2 separate regions of the Homo sapiens genome follow, and region 1 is linked to region 2. A link is an interaction called in ENCODE POLR2A ChIA-PET data of the cell type or tissue named here. Cell type or tissue: PC-9. All regions are shown on one strand. Links, peaks and the distances in the headings refer to the core of each region. The heading gives the core; the rest is flanking DNA.

Region 1 (4,391 bases), core at 179-4,178, 840 kb after region 2:
ACCCCTACTTATAGGGTCAGGAATGGCTACTGCTACAGGAACTGGAATAGCCAGTTTATCTACTTCATTATCCTACTACCACACATTCTCAAAGGATTTCTCAGACAGTTTGCAAGAAATCACGAAATCTATCCTTACTCTACAATCCCAAATAGACTCTTTGGCAGCAGTGACTCTCCAAAAGCGCTGAGGCCTAGACCTCCTCACGGCTGAGAAAGGAGGAGTCTGCACCTTCTTAGGGGAAGAGTGTTGTTTTTACCCTAACCAGTCAGGGATAGTACTAAATGCCGCCCGGCATTTACAGGAAAAGGCTTCTGAAATCAGACAACGCCTTTCAAACTCTTATACCAACCTCCGGAGTTGGGCAACATGGCTTCTCCCCTTTCTAGGTCCCGTGGCAGCCATCTTGCTGTTACTCGCCTTTGGGCCCTGTATTTTTAACCTTCTTGTCAAATTTGTTTCCTCTAAAATCAAGGCAATCAAGCTACAGATGGTCTTACAAATGGAACTCCGAATGAGTTCAACTAACAACTTCTACTGAGGACCCCTGGACCGACCCGCTGGCCCTTCCACTGGCCTAAAGAGTTTCCCTCTGGAGGACACCACAACTGCAGGGCCCCTGCTTCACCCCTATCCAGCAGGAAGTAGCTAGAGCAGTCATTGGCCAAATTCCAAACAGCAGTTGGGGTGTCCTGTTTAGAGGGGAAATTGAGAGGTGAAGCCAGCTGGGCTTCTGGGTTGGGTGGGGACTTGGAGAACTTTTCTGTCTAGCTAAAGGATTGTAAATGCACCAGTCAGTGCTCTGTGTCTAGCTAAAGGTTTGTAAATGCACCAATCAGCACTCTATAAAAATGGACCAATCAGCACTCTGTAAAATGGACCAATCAGCTCTCTGCAAAATGGATCACTCAGTAGGATGCAGGTGGGGCCAAATAAGGGAATAAAAGCAGGCCACCTGCACCACCAGCAGCAACCCACTTGGGTCCCCTCCACACAGTGGAAGCTTTGTTCTTTTGCTCTTCACAATAAATCTTGCTGCTGCTCACTCTTTGGGTCCGCACTGCCTTTATCAGCTGTAACACTCACCACGAAGGTCTGCAGCTTCACTCGTGAAGCCAATGAGACCACAAACTCACCGGGAGGAATGAACAACTCTGGATGCGCTGCCTTTATGAGGTGTAACACTCACCACGAAGATCTGCAGCTTCACTCCTGAAGCCAGCGAGACCATGAACCCACCGGGAGGAATGAACAACTCCGGACGCGCCGCCTTTATGAACTGTAACACTCACTGCGAAGGTCTGTGGCTTCACTCCTGAAATCAGCGAGACCACGAACCCACCAGAAGGAAGAAATTCTGGACACATCTGAACATCTGAAGGAACAAACTCCGGACACACCATCTTTAAGAACTTTAACACTCACCGCGAGGGTCCACAGCTTCATTCTTGAAGTCAGTGAGACCAAGAACCCACTGGAAGGAACCAATTCCGGATACAAAATGTCTCCATGCATGCCTCACCTGCAGTGCCATACGCTGGTTGATATTAATAATAAGACAGATTTTGCAGAGCATTGTTGGTGCGTATGCTACCCATACTCCTATCGACCAGGCTTGCACCTTCCAGGGCCATGCTTTCCAGCCTAAACAATCACAGATCAGGCCCAGACTGCACTCCCTGGGAGCTTTGGAAAAAGCTGCATCAAACCAGAGCTTCTCCCCAAGCCCAGCAAACCACTCATGGCTCAGGTAGTCCTTCCTGGAAGACCAAAGTGTTGGAAGTAAATGCTTATTCCCCGATGTTACAGAGAAGAATCCGCAATTAGACAAAATGTTTCCTCAACAGGAAACTCTTTTTACTCTTTGCAGAAAGGGTGGTGCCTGTCAGCAATCCTGCCAGGAGTACCCACAAAGTAAAAAAGATACTAGAATAGTTTTGCCTTACACATGAGGTCCCTATTGCTGTGTCCTGACTCCATTGGCTGGAGCCAGACCTCACAATCTAAACTAAAACCCGATTGGCTAACAGTTCAAAACTTTTTAAAATAGGTAAAGGCAGTGAGGAACAAAGGAAAAAAAGGAAGTTGCTTATGAAAGGACTTAGAAAAGTAATAATATTCCCAAATAAGGGAGGAGGGTAGGCTGCAAGCTGGGACATGCCTGGGCATGTCCAGCACGAATATTCTGACTAAGGTACAAGGACATAGAATGTACTACATGCCTGTGAGCATGTTTAACAGATACTGAAGTCAGAGTATGCTTATTCTGTTACCTTTGCTACATAAGGCTTAACAGAGAGTTATTACTATAAAATAAGAAACTTAAAGTTAGTTTTGAGAAAAGATATCAATAACATTTATGATTTAAAGGGATTTGAAGAGGAACTTTTGCTTTCTACACAAAGCCTCCTCATTCATTGAAGAGGAAAACTCTTGGTGGGGACAAGAGTGAATTTACTTTAAATACCAATCCACTGACTAATCCCAAGTCTGGGAATGCCTCCAAAATGTTGAGTTGATGTATTATTATTTATGTAGAAACACCCATTTACTGTAAGTTTCCTTCAAAACAACCCTCGTTGCTGTTGCAGAAATCATAGGCTGTGACGCTGGTAGCCACCTACACATTCCTTCTAGAACACGTATATTTTTCCCCAAGATATAAGCCCTGGGTCTAGGGGGTTGTGGTGCAGAGATCTACCTATCTTGTAGCCGCCCAAGACCACGTTTCTGTTTGTAAATTTCCCTAATAAATCACCCAGAACCACACATTGGATTTCTCTGCCTCCTTTGGTTTCCAGGCTCCTTCTGCATTTGGGGGTTGCTGTGTAAATACAGCCCTTTCATGGAACAAACTCCCATAGAAGTGCAAACTGTGTTGACCCTTGTTTTATCCAAGTGTCCTGTCTACATTTGTAGCCTTCCAGTATTTGCTGGGTCTGTCTCTTTGGCATTTTGGGAGCCACATAAACCACCAGGCTTCAAGCTGTTACCCCGGGTTGCTGCTCCTCTGACCATCCTTCCTGGTTAGTCTCCCTCCTGACCCACCTTCTCACTGCTGCTGTTCTTCCCACATCTTCTGTCTGCGTGCTCTGGGTCACTTTAAGTTCCATGTTGAACTCCTCTACATTCCCTATATTTTAATGGAAGCAGTTCCCTCCATTCTTTTTTTTTTTTTTTTTGAGATGGAGTTTCGCTGTCGCCAGGCTGGAATTCAGTGGTGTGATCTTGGCTGACTGCAACCTCCAACTCCCTGGTTCAAGCAATTCTCCTGCCTCAGCCTCCCGAGTAGCTGGGATTACAGGCTCGTGCCACCACGCCCAGCTAATTTTTGTATTTTTAGTAGAGACGAGGTTTCACCACGTTGGCCAGGATGATCTCAGTCTGACCTTGTGATCCGCCCACCTCGGCCTCCCAAAGTACTGGGGTTACAGGCGTGAGCCACCGCGCCCGGCCAATTCATTTCTTTTTTAAACTAACACTTAGCTCTTCCTTAAGGATGTTTCTCCTGGGGATCTCTTAAAGGAAGGCTATTCATTCTCCCACAATCCAACACCTCAAGTTCGAGAGGTGGAGTCAGTGCTTCATGGATCCATGCTGTGGCTGGAGACCATTCCTTCTCTGCCCTCATGAATGAATGAACTATTGCATGGTGGCTATTTGGAATGCAATTTTTTTTTTTTTTTTTTAGATGGAGTTTCGCTCTTGTTGTCCAGGCTGGAGTGCAATGGCGCAATCTCGACTCACTGCAACCTCTGTCTCCCAGGTTCAAGTGAATCTCCTGCCTCAGTCTCCCCAGTAGCTGGGATTACAGGCAGATGCCACGATGCCCAGCTAATTTTTGAATTGTTAGTAGAGACGGTGTTCCACCATGTTGGTCAGGCTGGTTTCTAACTTCTGACCTCAGGTGATTCGCCCTCCTCAGCCTCCCAAAGTGCTGGGATTACAGGCATGAGCCACTGTGCCCAGCCTGGAATGCAAATCTTTGTGTCACCTGACTCCTATCATCCATTGACCTTCTTACCAATTGGCCTCATTCAGTGAAGGTGAGCCCACACCTCAGAATCAGTCTCCTTATCATCCTATACTCTCCACCCCTATATACTACCACCACCTTGAAAATATCTAGAAAATCCCTATTTGATGGATATTTCGATGGATGACCTTCTCAACATCCAGCCCTTTATTTTCTTGACTTGCTCATGGCCAGTGACCTTCACCTGCATTCACTTTAACCACTGTACACAACAGAGTGCTTTGTTGTAAATGATAGTAATTGACTCTAGCAAACTTAGATCACCAATTTGAGCTGTTTCTTCACCTCCTTCTTGACTTTTAAGATGGTGGTAAAATGCACATAAAATTTACCATCTTAACCATTTTTAAATATA
Region 2 (4,391 bases), core at 271-4,270:
CGTCCATTCTGGCTTCTGCGGGCTCCGCCCAGGGCGTCCGCTTCGCCCGAGCTCCGGACCCAGGTCCTGCCCTGTGGAGACCCCGGAGTGGGTGCGCCGCTGCCGGCCGATACCCCCGGGCCTCCGGGTCCACAGCGTCCGGAAAAAAACGGCCTTTCGAAGACCTGGGATGACTCGCTGGTCGCGGCAAGGGACCCTTGGTTCCCGTGTCAGAAGGATCAAGGAAATGCGGGGCCTGTTGAGGTGAGGAGCACGAGGTCCCTCCTTCATCCTCGCGGGGACTTTGTCACCGGCTCAGTGTGTAGACCTCACCGTCCCACTCGAATCTGTGGGGCTCCGACAGTGTGGGCCCCGCGAGGACCCCCATCCTCCTTGCCCTGGGGCCGCTACAGGAGGGCGCCGGGACGCACTAGGTCCTGAGTGTCCAGGGTCCGGCAGGGGCGTCAGGTTGTCGCCTCCCGGATCCCGCCGCTCGCGGTCCAGGGCTCCTGGTTTCTACGCTGGGCTGGGGACCCGGAGCATGCATGTCGTGGGGCGGAGAAAACCTTGGGATGGTTGGAAATGAAGGATGGGAGGGAGAACCAGAGAAAGGGAGAGGAAGGAAGCAGGGAGGGCCAGAGAACAAAGAGAAACCTCCGCCAGGAAAACGGGAAGAGGATGACACAGGAACAGCCCTACACTCCACCAACTCTCAGTCTCCTGCTCTCTGCCTTGTAAGGAACGCAGGCCCCACCCCCTCCAGCCTCACAGTGTTTGGGGTCACCCATTCTAGCGGGGTGAGGCGTCGCCTTGTGGGTGCGGTTGGCATTTCCCTGAGGTCTGTGGACACTGAGCCCCTTTTCCTGGGCTCACTGCCATTTGCATTCTTCTTCTGATGCCAGTGGGCAAGGGGAGGTCCCTAAACGCCGGTTGGACCGCGACCCCAGCCGGTGCGGGGCTCTTGGCAGCGCTTGGGGAAGTGAATTCGAAGACCAGTAGGAAAATAGAGGAAGGACGGAGATTTATTGTAAAAGGAAAAGTACACACTCAAGTAAAGGGAGTGCAGGGGAACTCAAGAGAGAGGCAGGTGCAAGGGGGTTTGGTGCTGCCACCTTTCCTGGTTTCTTCAACCAAGGGGTGGAATATTCATGAAAATTCCTGGAAGAAGGACAGGGATTCTCAGAACTCTGGTGCCTCGAATTTTTACACCAAATATGGGTATTCTCAGAACTGCTAGGGAGCTGGCTAGTGTGTGTTTAGTGTGTTTATCAGCATGTAATGAGGTCCCAGGTGAAACCTAGGTCAAATCCAGGGCCATGTTGGATCCACTCATTCTTAGTCAGCTTGGTCCACATGCTGTTTCTCAGCAACTTATCAGCCCAGAGCCACTGCAGATATTTCAACAGATTTCTTTTGCTAGTCACCTGAAACTGCTGCCCAAAATTTTCTATTCTTTTGAGACCACCGTGTAGTATACCTGTCTCACTTTGGAGAAATGTCTATTCAAATTCCTTGCATATATTTAAATTGGGTTATTTCCCTTTGTAATATTGAGTTGGAAGAGTTCTTTATATATTCAGAATAACAGTCCATTACCAGATATATGATTTTCAATGATTTTCTCTCGTTCTGGAAGTTTTTTTTTAATCTTCTAATTGGAGTTCTTTTGGAAGCACAAAAGTTTTACATTTGCATGAAATGAAATTAAACTACCTTTTATTACGCCATTTGTGCTACTGGCTACAGGGAACGAGGGGTGGGCAGGAAGCCCCCTGGAGTCCCTGACTCCCTCCACAGCAAGTCAACCAGAAAATCAATTCAACATTCATACATGCATGTTATCTCACACACACACACACATGCACACACACAGAGACATGCAGGCACAATCTCTCACACACACTCACACCACACAGGCACACACATTCACAGAGACACACATACACAAATGCATGCAGAAATACAGACACAGCCATGCACATACACGGGCACACAAAAAGACACACAGAAACACATGGGAGAAACTGCGTGTCATCTTGAGAGTTGTCATGTCGAGCCCATCCTGCCCACACACCTTTCACCTTGGGGGCTGTCTCCCAGCTCATGAAGGAGTTCTGAAGCCATCAAGCAGGCAGTCACTGTGTGATCTGAAACACTCAGACAGCTCCTCACTCTGATCTATCTTCCTGGTCCCCTTGGGATGAAGCAGCGTCCTGTTGGTTTTCACTGCAGCAGAAGAGAATCCTCCCCCAGGGCAGAACTGCTGGGCCACCAGAGTACCCCTCTGCTCTTTGCCCTCAGGGCATCTTGATCTGCAGGGTGGGAGGAACTGCCCCAGTCCTCAGAAATGAACTCTTTATGGATTCCTCTTCCACCATGATGTCAATGTCTCTTTTGTCTTCTCTAGCCCTTGGCTGTGGATCCCAGGTTGTGTGCCAAGGAGCTCAGGGCACAAACTCGCTGTTGGCAAACCCTCTGGGCTTATTGAAATATTTGAAAGATGAACAGTGCCATCTGCTGGAAAAGACTGGAAAGTACCAGTCCAAGGTATTTCATAGTTCCAACATCAGACTATGCACCATTACAGGTTACAGGTATGCACCACCACATCTGGCTAATTTTTGTATTTTTAGTAGAGACGGAGTTTCACCATGTTGGTCAGGCTGGTCTCAAACTCCTGACTTCATGATCTGCCCACCGCGGCTTCCCAAAGAGCATTTTTTCATGTTCGTTGGCCACTTGCAGGTCTTCTTTTGCAAAGTGTCTGTTCACATTCTTTGCTTATTTTTTAATTGGAATTTTGTTCCTGCTTGTTGAGTTGTTTAAGTTCCGTGTAGATTCTGGATATTAGAGCTTTGCCAGATGCATAGATTGCAGATATTTCTCCCATTCTATAGGCTGTTTACTGTGTTGCTAATTTCTTTTACTGTGGAGAAGCGCTTTAGTTTAATGAGGTCACATTTGTCAATTTTTGTTTTTGGTTGCAAATGCTTTTGGTGTCTTCATCATGATATCTTTGTCAGGCTGTATGTCCAAAGTGGCATTTCCTAGGTTATCTTCCAGGATTTTTATAGTTTTAGGACTTACATTTAAATCTTTAATTCATGTCGAGTTATTTTACATATATGGTGAAAGGTAGAGGTTCAGTTTCGTTCTCCTACACATGGCTAGCCAGTTATCCCAGCACCATTTATTGAATTAGGACTCTTTCCTCATTGCTTTTTTTGTTGATTTTGTTGAAAGTTAAAAGGTGTGAAGGTTTCTTTCTGAGCTGTCTATTCTGTTCCACTGATCTAAGTGTCTATTTTGGTACCAGTACCATTCTGTTTTGATCACTGTAGCCTTATATTATAGTTTGAAGTCAGGCTATGTGGTGTCTCTGGCTTTGTTCTTTTTGCTTATGATTGTTTTGGCTATTTGGGCTCTTTTTTAACTCCAAAGAACTTTTAGATTAGATTTGTCTAATTTTGTGGAAAATGACATTGGTATTGATAGAGATAGTGTTGCATCTATAAATTGCTTTTGGAAGTATGGCCATTTTAGCTATATTGATTCTCCAACCCATGAGCATGAAATATTTTTCCATGTATTTGTTTTGTCTCTGATTTTTTTCAGCCATGTTTTGTAGATTCTCTTTTTCCACACAAAGTCTGGCAGAATCACTCATTTATTACTCCATATCATGGAGGAAAAATGAAATAACATTAATTCTCTACTGAGTAATACAACAAAATTCTAAACTCAGTAGGTTTTTGGGAAATATAACTCTTTATTTAAATATCAGTACACAGCAATAAATTACTAAAGGAAACAATCATTAATATAAATTTTTTTCTTATTAAATAATTAAACAATTCTCTTTCAGGACATGGAAAGAATCCCTGGAGGTCTGAAGTCTAACATGATTGTTTTACTGACAATCATGTCAGTAATGAAAGAAAGAAATCATCATTCAAAGAAGTACTTGATTTTCCAAACAAAAAGAGAAGAAAGAAAATGTTGACATATCTTGTTTAGTCAGCCAGAACTTTAAGTGCAGGAATTCCATCAGGTAGCACCAAGAGAAAATTGCATAATATGTTAGGAATAATCACTGGTTAAATTGTTGGCAAAAGGAATCAAGGCAGTGAATGAGCTATTGGGTCCATGGTGTCATCATCATCTGCTGGAGGCTGCTGGACATACACCGTAGGTGGTGGGCAGCTGGCCAGACAGAAGGGCGAGGTTGATCAAGACCGTGCTCACAGGGGCTTTTTGGTATCATCTTTAACCTTCAGAAAGGACCCAAATGTTGGTTTAAGAGGCAGAGAACCCGGATCACTTTTCCACGGTAATCTTTCCCTAGTCACTCTATGTCTCAGAGCCCCCTGCACTAAGGGACCTATTTTTCCCTTGAGCCCCAACCCTGGCGA

The links. ChIA-PET counts read pairs that join two places held together with the same protein. Peaks named below come from ENCODE experiments on the same cell type or tissue, not always from the same donor. Only the 100,000 strongest peaks of a DNase experiment are listed, where the experiment ranks them.
Region 1: POLR2A ChIA-PET joins it to region 2 with 8 read pairs; 2 of 35 experiments call an interaction of 5 or more read pairs at or near these places.

What each region holds. Positions count from the first base shown.
Region 1 is chr6:150,855,194-150,859,584 of GRCh38, forward strand. LOC124901431 (a long non-coding RNA gene) reads left to right here. Exons shown (of 2, transcript XR_007059812.1): 2 at 1-2,769. Among named protein-coding and RNA genes, the nearest start is that of MTHFD1L, 8.3 kb to the right of the region's middle. RefSeq lists an enhancer at 1,346-2,545. In PC-9, for the core only: no CTCF peak of the experiment used is centred there; a DNase peak (open chromatin) is centred at 2,528; H3K4me3 peaks cover 812 bases; H3K27ac peaks cover 2,422 bases.
Region 2 is chr6:150,014,606-150,018,996 of GRCh38, forward strand. RAET1L (retinoic acid early transcript 1L) reads right to left here. Exons shown (of 5, transcript NM_130900.3): 5 at 3,729-4,250. Among named protein-coding and RNA genes, the nearest start is that of RAET1L, 8.7 kb to the right of the region's middle. RefSeq lists an enhancer at 2,341-2,580. In PC-9, for the core only: CTCF peaks have their summits at 2,474 (motif pointing left) and 2,675; a DNase peak (open chromatin) is centred at 2,446.